Linked DNA regions of Homo sapiens: region 2 is linked to region 1. Evidence: read pairs that join two places in POLR2A ChIA-PET (ENCODE). Cell type or tissue: PC-3. All regions are shown on one strand.

The links. ChIA-PET counts read pairs that join two places held together with the same protein. Peaks named below come from ENCODE experiments on the same cell type or tissue, not always from the same donor. Only the 100,000 strongest peaks of a DNase experiment are listed, where the experiment ranks them.
Region 2: POLR2A ChIA-PET joins it to region 1 with 15 read pairs; 6 of 35 experiments call an interaction of 5 or more read pairs at or near these places.

The regions. Positions count from the first base shown.
Region 1 is chr17:50,484,634-50,492,633 of GRCh38, forward strand. It overlaps RSAD1 (radical S-adenosyl methionine domain containing 1), which reads left to right. Exons shown (of 9, transcript NM_018346.3): 9 at 111-1,341. The coding sequence ends at 228. Among named protein-coding and RNA genes, the nearest start is that of RSAD1, 9.8 kb to the left of the region's middle. In PC-3, no CTCF peak of the experiment used is centred here; a DNase peak (open chromatin) is centred at 3,368.
Region 2 is chr17:50,665,837-50,673,836 of GRCh38, forward strand. It overlaps ABCC3 (ATP binding cassette subfamily C member 3), which reads left to right. Exons shown (of 31, transcript NM_003786.4): 12 at 1,718-1,921; 13 at 2,027-2,173; 14 at 2,594-2,681; 15 at 3,017-3,083; 16 at 3,304-3,430; 17 at 3,516-3,692; 18 at 7,135-7,302; 19 at 7,633-7,822. Among named protein-coding and RNA genes, the nearest start is that of ABCC3, 35 kb to the left of the region's middle. In PC-3, no CTCF peak of the experiment used is centred here; no DNase peak of the experiment used is centred here.

The sequences.
Region 1 (8,000 bases):
GACTGACTGGTAAGGCGGGACCTGCGGGTGCTGGGAGCTCGGCCCTGCTGGGTGATGGGCTTGAAATTGGTAAGATGAAGTAGTCACCTTCAGGCCTCTTGGTTTTCCAGGGGTCTTCGGTGTTCCTGGGAGGGTCTGGCTGTGCTGGACTCTCTCTTGCTGACCCTCCTGCCTCAGCTCCAAGAAGCCTGGCAGCAGAGAACCCCCTCCCCTGTGCCAGGAGGATGACAAAAATGTTCCTGTGTTCCAGGGTAATGCCAGGTGGGTTTTGAGAGCTGGGTCGGTACTGCAGACATCTCTTCTCCGTTGTCGGGTGCCGTCTCTGCTCCTTGTGGTTATTGCTCAGCCCTGGCATCCCCAGGGGAATGGCAGCAGTGAGGTAGATGGGAGGACATTTCTGGTCAGGGAACTGGCATCCCATTCAGCATCTCAGGACTCACAGGCCAACATGTGTTCCATGGCTGGGAATTGCCTACCACCCACATCAGCTTCTGTTTACCTTTTTGGCATCAAATAATGAACAGTGTTTGGAAATCTTTCTACAGGCAATTACCTCCCCAAGAGAAGCCTTCCTTATTTTGGAGTAAGGTCCTAAGATAGCTGGATGAATCAGGAAAACCATGTCCCCTCTAGGTATTATTAATATAAGCAGGAAGGGATCTACTATAGGAATGAAGTATTTATAAACCACTGAAAGGGATAGAGAAGTGAACATTGGAGAAAGCCAGTAGCAACTGTGAGAAATCAGCAACTTGCAGGAGGCACAGAAAACTCCTGCTGATGGTCTCAGCTTCCAGCAGCACAAAAGCAGATGATGTACTGGAAAATGCTCAGAAGATGCTACAAAACCTCATGCCTACTGTCTGCCACTGCTGGAGAAGGAATCATGGTTTCTAGAAGTGCCTCTCATTAGTGGACTTTAAAGCAAATCCTGGCTGGCAGGAAATTCTGAGGAATATAGCTCTTAGGCTTCCAGCCTCTACCATGCAGGAGAGAACACAGAAGGACTGATGTATGTTGGTGGATCCATGTATGTGTCCAGCACAGCGGCCTGCTGGACTCTGAGAACTGGGAAAGATCAGAGCAAGCCTTGCCTCTTATCTTCGGGAAACCAGAATATGTTTGGGGTGGTAGGAGCCACACAGACTCTTCTGAGCCCCCTCACTCACTTCCTTCCCCCTGTGCCTTTCCTTTGAGAGTGAAGGTGGGTGGAGTTGACCAGAGAAAGGGGAGAGAATTCGGGAAAGACCCAAAGTGTTTGTAATTCTTCTTTGTCCTTTTACCTACAGAAATGGTCACATGGTTCTATTTAAATAGCCTAATAAACACATCTGGAGCCTGTCTTGACTGTGGTCCTCTCCTTTGAGCTCCTTCCTAGAGCGTGGAATCCTGATTTTGGGACTAGAACCTTAGCCTAGGGCTGAGATTCCTTCCCCCGCTCCCTACATTTTATTTTGAAGGATTTCAGACCTACAGAAAAGATAAAAGAATAGTTCATTGGAAGCCATATATCCTTTGTCTACTATGTAACTATAAAGTCTGGAAATAGGCAAATATTCATAATGCCATCAAGAACATCTTCAATCTATTGAAAAATATGATAGGCCAGATGGGGTGGTGCATGCCTATAATCCCAGCACTTGGGGAGGCCAAGACGGGAGAATCACTTGAGCCCAAGGGTTTGAGGCCAACCTGGGCAACATAGCAAGACTCTGCTTCCAAAAAAAAAAAAAAAAAAGTTTCCATACTTTGTGGTTACCCTATAGATTCATCAATTGTTAATTTTTGGCCACATTTACTTCATCTTTAGATAAATATGTCTGTATAATTTTTTTTCTGAATAATTTAAAAGTTGTAGACATCAGGCCAGGTGCAGTGACTCACACCTATAATCCCAGCACTTTGGGAGGCCGAGGCAGGTGGATCACTTAAGGTCAAGAGTTCAAGACCTGCCTGGCCAACATGGCAACACCCCTTCTCTACAAAAAAGAAAAAAAAATACAAAAATTAGCCAGGCGTGGTGGCACGCACCTGTAGTCCCAGCTACTCGAGAGGCTGAGGCAGGAGAATCGCTTGAACCTGGGAGGTGAAGGTTGCAGTGAGCTGAGATTGTGCCACTGCACTCCAGCCTGCGACAGCGAGACACCGTCTCAAAATAAATAAATAAATTCATTAGCTACATACAATCATTGTAGATAATTTTAACCTTTCTCCATTAAAAAAGAGCTTTCCATTTTTTAAAGGGCTGATACTTTTTTTTTTTTTTTTTTTGAGACAGGGCTTCACTGTGTCGCCAAAGCTGGAATGCCATGGCATGACCACAGCTCACTGCAGTTGTGACCTTTCAGGTTCCAGTGATCCTCCCACCTCAGCCTCCCAAGTAGCTGAGACTACAGGTGTGCACCACCATGCCTGGCTAATTGTTTTTTTGTAGAGATAGGGTCTCCCTATATTTCCCAGGCTGGTCTCAAACTCCTGGGCTCAAGTGATCCTCCCACCTCGGCCTCCCAAAGTACTGGGATGCAGATGTGAGCCATTGTGCCTGGTGAAGGGGTGATACTCTTAACCTGGAAGTTGTATGTTATATGTGTGAGACAGAGGGAGTGGGGAGGGGCATTTTCCTGGGAAGAGGCTCCATAAGTTTCATACCTTATGTCATAGGGTACCATGATGCCAGAAGTAATCTAGTACCACTGCCAAATGAGGCATGCTAAGCTCAGCCTCTAGCTGAGTGACTAAGAATGGGGCCTCCCCACCTCTCAGGTAAGCACGTGCGTTTCCCATGTGCCCAGTGGGTGTGAATATCAGTCCTTCCTTGACCCTGTGGTAATATGGTAAGTGTTACTACCTCTCCTTTATTCATGAAATATTAAGCAAGCACAAATGGTGTGCCAGGGACTGCACTGGGCAGCAGGGAGGAACAAGACCTGTCTTGGCCCTCGAGGCACTCACTGCCATGTTGATAGATGTGTAAAGAGATTAATTCCAGGCTTGTCAGTCAAGGTGTGCAGGCAGGTCGTTGGAGCCAGGGGCACGTTTGGTTCAGAGGGACTAGGAGCAGGACAGGGGATACCCTTTTCTTACCACCTCCATTGCCCCTGCTGCCCTGGAAAGCCTGGCCCTGGGGCAGCCTGTGGGGTCACCCGTGCTGCTCGGGGAGCTGTTTCCTGAGACTTCCCCTGATCTTGACATTCAAGAAGCGAGCACGGGGCCGAGGCAGGTGCGCCATCAGATAACCTGGGACCACTCAGGTTTCTCCCAGCTGCCAGGGCTCGTGCCACTTGAGACATCCGGGCGCTCCCTGCCAGGACACCTCATAAGGCCCGTGCAGAGGAGCTGGGTAGGAGCCAGGGCCAAGTCGGGGTGGCACAGATCACCTTCTGTGACTCAGTCTGGTCTTTCCTTCACCAGATGAATCAGAAGCTCCCGGAGGTGGAGCCCCAGAATCTAGTTTTTCAATGCTCATACATGGCCCTAATGATCATTCCCTTTTGGGAACCTCTGATTACAATCATTTCTTGCCTTCCATGCCAGGAGGCTGGGGGCAGGAGGAAAGGGAGACATGGCTATTTCCAGTGTCCTGTGACAAAGTGGGAAGGGGGGCCTTCATTTCACATCCCAGCCCTTCCATGACTCATCCATCAGGGGGCTTCTCCTCCTCCATAGTGGGACCTGGCTTGTCATCTTTTCACCTGCTCTACATGGATGCAAGTAAAAGGGGTGAACAACCCCCTTTGGTGATGAAGTTGGGGACATATAGTACATGTGGGTATGTGGTTACAGCTTGAAGCACCAAACCCTCTGTGTGCAGGCAGAGCACTGATCATTTGAAAGCCCTCCAACTGAGCCACCCCTCCCTGCTGCCGAATTGTGTGAGGTCAACAGGACAGCTCTTTTCATTTCCATCTTACAGATAGGGACATTCATGGAGGCCCTCTAACTCGACTCAAGTCCTATAAGCAGTAAGCAGAAGGCCCGGTATAACACTTCTGGGCATCCAGAACTTTGTGTCCCATCGTTGTTTTCTCCTTGCTGTAGGTCCAGGTCAAGTGGTCTTCCTCTTAAATTAGGCAAAGTCCAGACCTCTCAAATTTAGGGACAGGGAGGGTGAGGGTCTCACTGTGTCCCCCAGGCTGGAGTACAATGTTACAATCACAACTCACCGCAGCCTCAAACTCCTAGGCTCAAGTGATCCTCCCACATCAGCTCGCCAGCCCCTTGTAGCTGGCATCATGCCTGTGAGACCGCTCACTTCTCCTCTCACATCCTTCTGCAAAGAAAAGAACTTTAAATAATAGAATGAAATCACTTGTGTGGTAGATTGTATCATGTCCAAAATGTTTGCTACCCCTCCTTGGCATGAGCCTCACCTGAGGGCCTGGGGAGGATTATATACCCCTACCTTGTTGAACCTGGAAGGGCCACGAAACTTGCCTGGCACTGGTTGTAAGAGCCGGTGGGTGGTCCATCAGCTCTCTGTTGCAGTGACCTGCAATGTTCACATGGAGACTGTTTTGTCAGCCTAGGTCCCAGGGTGAAGAGGATGGTCAGAGCAGCCAGCCACAATAGACATGAAGAGTAGAGAGAAATTAACCCCTGCCATTGTAGACCAGTAGACTTTCCAGTTGTTGCTGCACCATATTTGAGACTAAACTGTCTGATTCAGTTTGTAATCCCACCATTCAAAGATTAGCCATTGTTAAGATTGTGGTGTGTATCTTAGCAGAAATTCTGATATGCAAATTAATGTATTTAGATACACAATCTTACAAAAATGGGATAATACACATCTTGCTTTGAAGCTTTATTGTCTTATCTAATATGTACTAAGTGTCTTTCCATGGTAAATTTATATCTAGATCCAATTTTTCAGTGTTGGGATCACAGTATGGCTCCATAGTGTACTAATGCATGGTTATGCCAAAAAATGTTGTTTTCCCAGTTTCTTTTCTTTTCTCTTTCTTTCCTTCTTTCTTTCTTTTCTTTTCTTTCTTTTTTTTTTTTCATCTCTGTCACCCAGGTTAGAGTGGAGTGCAGTGGCACAGTCATGGCTCACTGCAGCCTCAACCTCCTGGACTCAAGCAATCTTCCCACCTTAGCCTCCTAAGTAGCTGGAACCACCACACCTGGCTAATTTTTAAAATTTTTGTAGACAGGGTTTTGCCATGTAACTCACGTTGCTTTTGAACTCCTGAGCTCAAGCAGTCCTCCCCCGTTGGCCTCCCAAAGTGCTGGGATTACTGGGGTTACAGGTGTGAGCCACCGCCCTCAGCCTCCAGTTCCTTTTTTTTTTCTTTTTTTGAGACAGAGTCTTGCTCCCTTGCCCAGGCTGGAGTGCAGTGGCGCAATCTTGGCTCACTACAACCTCTGCCCCCCAGGTTCAAACAATTCAACATCAACCTCCCAGGCTCAAGTGATCCTCCTGCCTCAGTTCTCCACCCCTTTGTAGCTGATACTACAGATACACACCAGCGTGCCCAGCTAATTTTTAAATATTTTTACAGAGATGCAGTCTCACTATGTTGCCCAGGCTGGTCTTTTTTTTTTTTTTTTGAGATGGAATCTTACTGTATCACCCAGGCTGGAGTGCAATGGCGTAATCTTGCCTCACTGCAACCTCTGCTGCCCAGGTTCAACTGATTCTCCTGCCTCAGCCTCCCGGTGTAGCTGGGATTACAGGTGCCTGCCACTGCGCCCAGCTAATTTTTGTATCTTTAGTAGAGATGAGGTTTCACTATCTTGGCCAGGCTGGTCTTGAACTCCTGACCTCGTGATCCATCTTCAGCTTCCCAAAGTGGTGGGATTACAGGTGTGAGCCACCGCGCCTAGCCACCCTGGCTGGTCTTGAACTCCTGGCTTCAAGTGATCCTCCCGCATCAATCTCCCAAAGTGTTGGGATCACAGGCGTGAGCCACTGCACCCCCCTTAATTTTTAATAAATATAAATTCTGTGATGAACATGTTACGTAAATATTTTTATGCAATGGTTTGATCATTTTCTTAGGTTTAGGTTAAATCTCAAGAAGTGGAATTGCTAACTCTAAGGATTTGCACATCCTTTGTTTGGATACACAATGCCAGACTACCCTCCAGGAAGGCTGCCCAATTCACACCACTTTTGCCAGCCTGCTAGTGCTCTTTTCTCAACCTCATCAATGGCAAGCATGATCAATTTTTCCAGATGATTCCAACTTGAAGAGCATTCCTTTTTTATTTTTTTTTTGAGACGGAGTCTCGCTCTGTCACCCAGGCTGGAATGTAGTGGCTTGATCTTGGCTCACTGCAACCTCCGCCTCCCAGGTTCAAGCGATTGTCTTGCCTCAGCCTCCAGAGTAGGTGGGACTACAAGTGCACACCCCCACACCTGGCTCATTTTTTGTATTTTTAGTAGAGATGGGGTTTCGCCATGTTGGCCAGGCTGGTCTCAATCTCTTGACCTCGTGATCCGCCCACCTTGGTCTCCCAAAGTGCTGGGATTACAGGCGTGAGCCACCACACCCGGCCTAAAGAGCATTCTTGATCCTAGCTTTATCATCAGTACTGCCTTGGCAACTGTTTCATCCATCTGATTGATCACTGCCAAGTCAGAAAGCAAAGGGGATACAACCTCTGGGACCACCTAGGTAGAAGACTGAGCTGGAATTCAGTCTGATTTCCATGTCTTGTACATTACCTCTGAGTTTCTCTTACTCAGCCGACCCCCTCCTGGGAGAATCCTAGGTCTCCCTTTTATCTTTCTCTCCCTGCTGTCCCTTCTCCCTGAGGGGATTTTTAAGGCCAATTTTAAAATTATTATTATGAAACAAATAACAAAATAGAAACATTGGACAGAATTCTAAATGAAAAAGAAAAAAGGATCACCCATAATCAGTGGTCCCAACAAAATACATTTTTTTATTTGCCTTATTTGCTTGTGTTCCCTTCCAGTCCTAGTCCAAATGCAAGCCATATTTTTACCCAGATGTGACCCTGGCCCAGATCTAATTTTGCATTCTGCCCCTTTCAATTCTCTTGTCATAAGCAGTTTTCCACATTGCTACATGGTCATCATCTTATTCTAATTGTTGCACAACGTTCCAATGAGTGAATAATTTAATCATCATTACCCTAATGTAAGTCACTTACATGGTTGCTCAATTTTCCTATAATAAATACTGCTGTAGTGCCTGCTTTTGTGGATATGGCTTCTTCCTTCATTTGAATTATTTCCTCAGGTCAATTCTCAAGAGTGAGATAGGTCAAAAGGTATGAAGGCTTTAATGATTCTTGGCATGAGAACCGGAACATTGTTTTCCAAAGGGTTTTTCTTTCTTTCTTTTTTTTTATTTTCCTGCTCAAAAGTTAATACATGCTATCTTTCAACAATTTAGAAGAAAGCAAAAATTCTACTACCCAGAAATTACCACTACTAACATTTGGCCAACCATTCCTCCAGGCATCTCTGGATATACACATCTATCTATATGTATAATCTGCATAGATATACATATAGATGTAGACATAAAAATAATTTTTCACAAAAGAGATCACATCCCCATGCCAGTTTTGCAACCTGCTTTTTTACTCAACAACATGTCCTGGGTTTTTCTAATTGGTTCTGCCACCACCAGTGCCTAGGTGGTAGCAAAATGTAGTACAGCAGTAGCTGTAAGCCACACACTGTACCAAGAATTTTATGTACATTAGCTAATTTAAGCTCTGCAATAACCAAATGAGATAAGTTCTATTATCATCATGCCCATTTTACAAATGAGGAAACAGGCTCAGAGAAATTGCACAGGGTCACAGAGCTAGGGAGTGGTGGGGCTAGCACTCCAAAACAGATGTTTATACAAGTAATACACGAACACATGTCTATTGTAAAAGATAAAAATAATAAATGCAAGCAAGAGCATAGCATAGAAACTAAAGTGTGGGCCGGGCGCAGTGGCTCATGCCTGTAATCCCAGCACTTCGGGAGGCCGAGGCGGGCGGATCACGAGGTCAGGAGATCGAGACCA
Region 2 (8,000 bases), 180 kb after region 1:
CCTGACCTCAGGTGATCCGTTCATCTTAGCCTCCCAAAGTGCTGGGATTACAGGTGTGAGCCATCACACCTGGCCTATTGAAGTCTACTAGCTTCCCACTGCCCATAGGAAAAATGACAAACCCCCTAAGAAGACTCAGCAGGCTTCTGCTTACCTTGCAAGTCCTCACCCCCTGCGGACTGGCCAAGTTTCAGCCAGTCTGGTCTTCTTTCTTTTCTCCACAGCACCAAGCTCAGGGTACCTCTAGGGGCCACCACATATACTATTCCCTCTGCCTGGAATGCTTGTCATCCCCCTCTTGCCTGCCTAACTCCTTTCCTTCCCTTACCTCTCGGCATTGAAGTCACTTCCTCGGCTGGGCACGGTGGCTCATGCCTGTAATCCCAGAGCTTTGGGAGGCCGAGGCAGGTGGATCACCTGAGGTTGGGAGATCGAGACCAGCCAGACCAACATGGAGAAACCCCGTCTCTACTAAAAATACAAAATTAGCCGGGCATGGTGGCACATGCCTGTAATCCCAGCTACTCTGGAGTCTGAGGCAGGAGAATCCCTTGAATCCAGGAGGCAGAGGTTGCGGTGAGCCAAGATCGCGCCATTGCACTCCCACCTGGGCAACAAGAGCGAAACTCCGTCTCAAAAAAAAAAGTCACTTCCTCCAGAAGTCCACCCTGACTGCCCAGTCTCAGTCTAAGTTAGTTTCCCTGCCATCACCTCATTACTTTCTTACAGGATCCTGTGATTTCCCATCAGAACACACATAATGATTAATAATTAAGCATTTATTCAGATCATTGTTTGCTTATTGTATGCCTCCCCCATCAGATCGTCAGCTGTATCATGGCAGGGGCCTTGTCTGAATTCATCGTGACAAATTCTACACGTAGCCCATGGCCTGGCACATAGTAGGCACTCCATAAATAGGGGTTGAATGAATACATTAATCTGGTGTGCCACACCTTGGGCTAAGGTCTTGGAGAACAAAGAGAAATAAATAGTCCATCCCCTCAGGAAGCTCACAGTCTGATTAGAGAAACATATATGTAAAGGAATGGTTATGGAACAAAAGGAAAGTGCAATGTGCTTTAGAAACCCAGGGAAGGGGACCAGGTGTGGTGGCTCACACCTGTAATCCCAGCACTTGGGGAGGCCAAGGTGGGAGGATCACATGAGGCCAGGAGTTTGAAATCAGCCTGGGCAACAGAGTGAGACCTCGTCCCTACAAAAAAATTTAAAAATTAGCTGGGCATGGTTGTTCATGCCTGTAGTTCCAGCTAGTCAGGAGGCTGAGACAGGAGGATCAAAGGAGCCCAGGAGTTTGAGGCTGCAGTGAGCTATGATTGTACCACTGCAGTCCAGCCTGGGCAACACAGTGAGGCACCATCTCTAAAATAAATAATACTAGCAATAATAATAAGAAGAAGAAAAAGAAGTAGTAGGAGAAGAAACCCAGGGCAGGGGACAGAGGATGCTGCCTGGGGAGGCCGGTGCAGTGGCACTGAGGGTGGAGATGGATCTTGTCAGGCAGAGGACACAGGGAGGCAGGGGCTGTGCATTCCAGGCCAAGGCACAGCACAGGCCCAGCAAGGAGTTGTGAGAAGGAATGGTGGGCAGCGTGGAATGGCTGCAATGGATGAGAATGGATGGAAGGTAGGACCCTGTGAGCAGGAGGTCAGGGGAGGGAGCAGGTGTGCCACTGACACTCTTTCTGCCTGCACAGGTAAAGCAAATGAAATTGAAGGACTCGCGCATCAAGCTGATGAGTGAGATCCTGAACGGCATCAAGGTGCTGAAGCTGTACGCCTGGGAGCCCAGCTTCCTGAAGCAGGTGGAGGGCATCAGGCAGGGTGAGCTCCAGCTGCTGCGCACGGCGGCCTACCTCCACACCACAACCACCTTCACCTGGATGTGCAGCCCCTTCCTGGTGAGGCTTGGCACAGGGCTGGGTCCCTGCCTCCAGGGCTCTGGGTGCCCAGGCATGGCCAGGGCTCATTGGACTCTACCCTGACACCACCTCCACGCTGCTCAGGTGACCCTGATCACCCTCTGGGTGTACGTGTACGTGGACCCAAACAATGTGCTGGACGCCGAGAAGGCCTTTGTGTCTGTGTCCTTGTTTAATATCTTAAGACTTCCCCTCAACATGCTGCCCCAGTTAATCAGCAACCTGACTCAGGTAACCCTGGGTAGGGCTGGGGGCTCTACTGGAGTTGGAACAGGTTGTTGGGGTCAGGGAAGGGTCACTTAGGGCAAGGGATAATCAGGGGGAGTTATTGGATTCAGGGAAGGTTGCTAGCATTATGAAGAGCTATTCAAGGTTGAATGAGGTCATTAAGGTCAGGGGTCATTTGGAGTCACAGGTGGTCAGGTCGGGTGTCTGGAAACCTGAGTTCTGTAGATAGCCTCCTCTTACCAACCTGGACTTTCTCTTTGGGCAGTGGGAGCCATGGAAGACTCAGTCGTGGGAGGGACCCCAGTGCTAGTGTCTGGGCCCTCAGGGGGTCCTGCCTAGCCCAGGATGCTGGGGATGGGGCGAGGGTAGGGGTTGGGGGTTGGGAAAGTACAGTCTCTAGGGCTGACTCACATCCTCCCGTAGGCCAGTGTGTCTCTGAAACGGATCCAGCAATTCCTGAGCCAAGAGGAACTTGACCCCCAGAGTGTGGAAAGAAAGACCATCTCCCCAGGTCTAGAGAGCCCCTACCTGGGCTGCCTGCCCCAGTCCTTGCTCCAGAAAAACCTCTGTTTCAAGCTTTTCCTTTGTTCTCTCCTGACCCCTTTTCTTCTTCCTCTGTTCACATCTGCTTCGACTCTGACCTCCTCCCTCTTCCGGGTTCTCTGCTCTCCTCCGCCCTCCTCCACAGGGCTCCCCACATCCCTTTCTTCCTCCCTTTTCCCAAGGATCCCCTCCCCATGGCCCAGGCTCCTCCCCTGTCCTCCTTTCCCCTGCCCCCCAGCCTCCCTGCAGGCTACCCCATCCCTTGAGCTCCCTCCCTGACCCTGCCCACCTTGGTCCTCTCAGGCTATGCCATCACCATACACAGTGGCACCTTCACCTGGGCCCAGGACCTGCCCCCCACTCTGCACAGGTACCAGCTTCTCCCACTCCCTTCCCAGCTGCCCACGGTGGGCTGGAAGTTCAGATCAATAGCAGCACCCTGCAAAGCCTTTGACCAAGAATGCAGGAAGAGCTTCAGCCTGCCAGGGGGGTGTCTGGAAGGGCGGAGGGCTTGGTTCTGCAGGTGGAGGGTTGGAGACCAAAACCCTGATCCCTGCCTCTAACTGGACTCCTGGGGTCCTTGCCCCCAGCCTAGACATCCAGGTCCCGAAAGGGGCACTGGTGGCCGTGGTGGGGCCTGTGGGCTGTGGGAAGTCCTCCCTGGTGTCTGCCCTGCTGGGAGAGATGGAGAAGCTAGAAGGCAAAGTGCACATGAAGGTGAGAGAGGCAGGGGCTCCTGGGCAGGGTGTGGGGCTCAGCCAGGCCTTGGGCAAGCCCCGAGGTAAATTTCTCCTGTGGCCAGGGCTCCGTGGCCTATGTGCCCCAGCAGGCATGGATCCAGAACTGCACTCTTCAGGAAAACGTGCTTTTCGGCAAAGCCCTGAACCCCAAGCGCTACCAGCAGACTCTGGAGGCCTGTGCCTTGCTAGCTGACCTGGAGATGCTGCCTGGTGGGGATCAGACAGAGATTGGAGAGAAGGTACAGAGTCCTCTTCCATCCCTAAGAGGCTAGGGCATAGAGCTGCCCACCTCAACCCAGCCCAGGTCCATATATTCATCCCTTCATTCACACATTGGTGTAACGTTATGCCCAACTCTGTGCCAGGCACTGGGGAAACAGATCTATTAGCAGATCTGTTTAGTGAACAAGTAGGAACTATTGAATATTCTAGGAGCCAGGCTGAAGGCCTGTGCAGGGTACAGGGAGGGCACAGCAGGGAGCCTACATAAGGAAGAGCATCACTTTTTTTTTTTCTTTCTTTCTGAGATAAGGCCTCACTCTGTTGCCCAGGATGGAGTGCCATGGTGACATCATGGGACGCTGCAGCTTGGAACTCCTGGGCTCAAGTGATCCTCTCGCCTCAGCCTCCTGAGTATCTGGGACCACAGGCACATGCCACCATACCCAGCTAAATTTTTAATTTTTTTTAGAGACAGCGTCTTGCCATGTCGCCCAGGCTGGCTCAGGAGATCCTCCCACCCTGGCCTCCCAGAGTACTGGGATTACAGGCATGAGCTGCTGCACCTGGCTGAGCATCACTTTTTTTTTTTAGACAGAGCCTTGCTCTGTCACCCAGGCTGGAGTGCAGTGGCGCAGATCATGGCTCACTGCAACCTCCACCTCCCGGGTTCAAGCAATTCTCGTGTCTCAGCCACCCGAGTAGCTGGGATTACGGGTGCGCACCACCACACTTGGCTAATTTTTGTGTTTTTAGTACAGACGGGGTTTTGCCATGTTGGCCCATCTGGTCTTGAACTCCTGGCTTCAAGTGATCCCCCCGCCTCAGCCTCTCAAAGTGCTGGGATTACAGGCATGAGCACCGTGCCTAGCCTTAAGCATCACTTTTGACCTCAGTTTTAACAACTGAGGAGGAGGAGCTCATCATGTATCTGTTCATTCATTTACCATATATTTATTAAGCACCCACTCTATTCTGGGAAATAGTATACAGTAGTGAATACTAAAATGCCGGGCTAATATCTCTACCTTCATATAGCTCACATTCTAGTGGCAGGAAGAGATAATAAGTAAGATAAATAAGTACAATATATAATATGTTAGATAAATGCTCAGTGGAAAAAATAAAGCGGGGAAGGAATACAGGAATGCCTGCAGAGTTGAATGGTTAAGGTAGCTTGGGAAATCCTCACTGAGAATCAGAGAACTCAACAAAGAGACCGAGTGAGCCTTGTCTGGAGCCAGAAAGCTCTGTCTGGGGCCATGGAACCCTGTATGGGGTCTTGGAGTTCTCTGGCATGACTAGGAGTTGGGAAATGGAGGGAAAAGATAGAGAGAGGCAGAACCCTGATTACCTTGGTTAAGATTTTGGCCTTTACTCTAAAAAACATGGAACACTGGGGAAAATTTGGGGCTTTGCTTTTTAACAATTTTTAACTGTGGTAAAAACCACACATAACATAAAATATATCATCTTGCCCGGCATGGTGGCTCCCAGCACTCTGGGAGGCTGAGGCAGGTGTATCATTTGAGGTAAGGAGTTCAAGGCCAGCCTTGCTAACATGATAAAACCCCATCTCTACTAGAAATACAAACAAATTAGCCGAGTGTGATGGCGTGTGCCTGTAGTCCCAGCTACTCAGGAGGCTGAGGCAGGAGCATTGCGTAAGCCCAGGAGGCGGAGGTTGCAATGAACTGAGATTGATTGTATCACTGCATTCCAGCCTGGGCGACAGAGCAAGACTCTGTCTTAAAAAAAAAAAAAAGAAAAAAAAACTTAATCATTTCTTAGTGTACAGTTCAGCAATGTTAAGTACATTTACATTGCTGTGCAACCGATCTCCAGAACCTTTTCATCTTGCAAAACTAAAATTGTGCCTATTAAGCAACTCCTCATTCCCCACTGCCCCTAGGCCCCAGTAACCACCATTCTATTTTCTGTTCCTAGGAATTTGACTACTTAGTATCTTAGTCCATTTTCTATTGCTTATAAGAGAATGCCTGAAACTAGGTAATTTATAAAGAAAAGAAATGTATTTTGTACAGTTACGGAGGCTGAAGAGTCCACGGTCCAGGGGCTGCATCTGGAGAGGGCCTCCTTGTTGGCGGGGAGTCTGCAGAGTCCCAAGGCCATACAGGGCATCCCATGGCAAGGGGACCGAGCATGCTAGCTCAGGTCTCTCTTCCTTCCTTCCTTTTTTTTTTTTTTTTTTTTTTTTTTTTTTGAGACAAGGCTTCACTCTGTTGCCCAGACTGTAGATTGGAGTACAGCGGCGTGATCTTGGCTCACTGCAACCTCCGCCTCCCAGGTTCAAACGATTCTCCTTCCTCAGCCTCCCGAATAGCTGGGATTACAGGCGCACGCAACTACAGCCCGACTAATTTTTGTATTTTTAGTAGAGATGGGTTTCACCATATTGGCCATGCTGGTCTTGAACTCCTGACTTCAAATGATCCACCCACCTCGACCTCCCAAATTGCTGGGATTACAGGCATGAGCCACCACGCGCGACCTCAGGTTTCTCTTTCTTTCTTATAAAGCCACCGGTCCCACTCCCCCAGTAACCCATTCACGCATCAACCTATTAATCCATAAATGGATCAACCATTCATGAGGGCTCTGTTTTCATGACCTAATCACCTGGTAAATGCCACCCCTCAATCCTGCCACACTGGGGGGTAAGTTTCAACATGCACTTTGGAAGGAACAAATATTTCAACCATATCACCTAGGTACCTCACGTAAGTGGAATCATCCAGCATTTGTCTTTTCGTGACGGGCTTATTTCACTTAGCATAATGTCCTCAAGGCATATCCATGTTGTAGCATGTGTCAGAATTTCCCTCCTTGTAAGGCTGAATGATATTTCATTATAGGTATATACACATTTGTGTGCCCATTTATCCGTAGATGGGTTGGGCAGGACACCAAGCTGGGCAGGGTGGTGACCAATGGAGCAGAATGGCCTCACCTGCCCCAGGAGGACTTACCCTTTACCTCTGTCCCTCACAGCATTGCAGGGACAGACTAGGCCCCATGTGAAATATAGATTCAGAAGACTGCTGTTCTGGTCAGGCACAGTGGCTCACACCTGTAATCCCAGCACTTTACTTTGGGAGGCTGACGTGGGCCAATTGCTTGAGCTCAGGAGTTGGAGACCAGGCTGGGCAACATATGGAGATTCTGTCTCTATAAAAAATAAAACATTTTAGTCAGTAGCCAGGCATGGTGGTCCTGCAATCAATCCTAGCTACTCGGGAGGCTGAGGCATGAGAATTGCTCAAACGCGAGAGGCAGAGGTTGCAGTGAGCCAAGATCGCACCACTGCACTCCAGCCTGGGTGAGTGAGACCCCATCTCAGGAAAAAAAAAAAAAAATCTGCCATCCCAAATAACAGTGGACAGGCCGTTGTCTCCCTGTGCCTGTCTGACCCCATTTTTCCCACCCCCCGCCTCCCTCCAGGGCATTAACCTGTCTGGGGGCCAGCGGCAGCGGGTCAGTCTGGCTCGAGCTGTTTACAGTGATGCCGATATTTTCTTGCTGGATGACCCACTGTCCGCGGTGGACTCTCATGTGGCCAAGCACATCTTTGACCACGTCATCGGGCCAGAAGGCGTGCTGGCAGGCAAGGTGAGGCCTGCCAGAGGCTAAGGGGGCTAAGGTGAGATCTGAGGCCCGAAGAGAGAGCTGGTGAGAGGCTGAGGGGTTTGGATGAGACTTGGAGGTGTGGGGGGCGCAAGAAGTGGGCATGTGGGTTGGGCATCAGGAGAAACCTGTGGGGACAACTCCCCCACCTGCGAGGTTCTGAGCAGGCTGTGGCGAGCACAGGGTGAGTCACCCATGTGCCTGTCCAAGCTCCCTGGCACATGGGCACACTTCACACTCACTCTGTGGCTCCGTGCCTGTGCCAGGGGTGTGCTGGAGGGTGGTAGGGGTGAGAGCCTGCTGCCTTCTCCCCAGACGCGAGTGCTGGTGACGCACGGCATTAGCTTCCTGCCCCAGACAGACTTCATCATTGTGCTAGCTGATGGACAGGTGTCTGAGATGGGCCCGTACCCAGCCCTGCTGCAGCGCAACGGCTCCTTTGCCAACTTTCTCTGCAACTATGCCCCCGATGAGGACCAAGGGCACCTGGAGGACAGCTGGACCGGTATCTGCCATCCTGGGCCCTCTGATTCCCATGCCTTCCCAGCATTCCCCCTGTCTGGGGTCTCTGAGTGTGTCTAGACTGGCCTAGTGTTGTGCCAGGCAGGTTCTGGGAAACTTGGGCCATCTGTGTGACAGTCACCAGAGGTAAAGTAAACTGGACATAGTCGGGTCCCACTGCC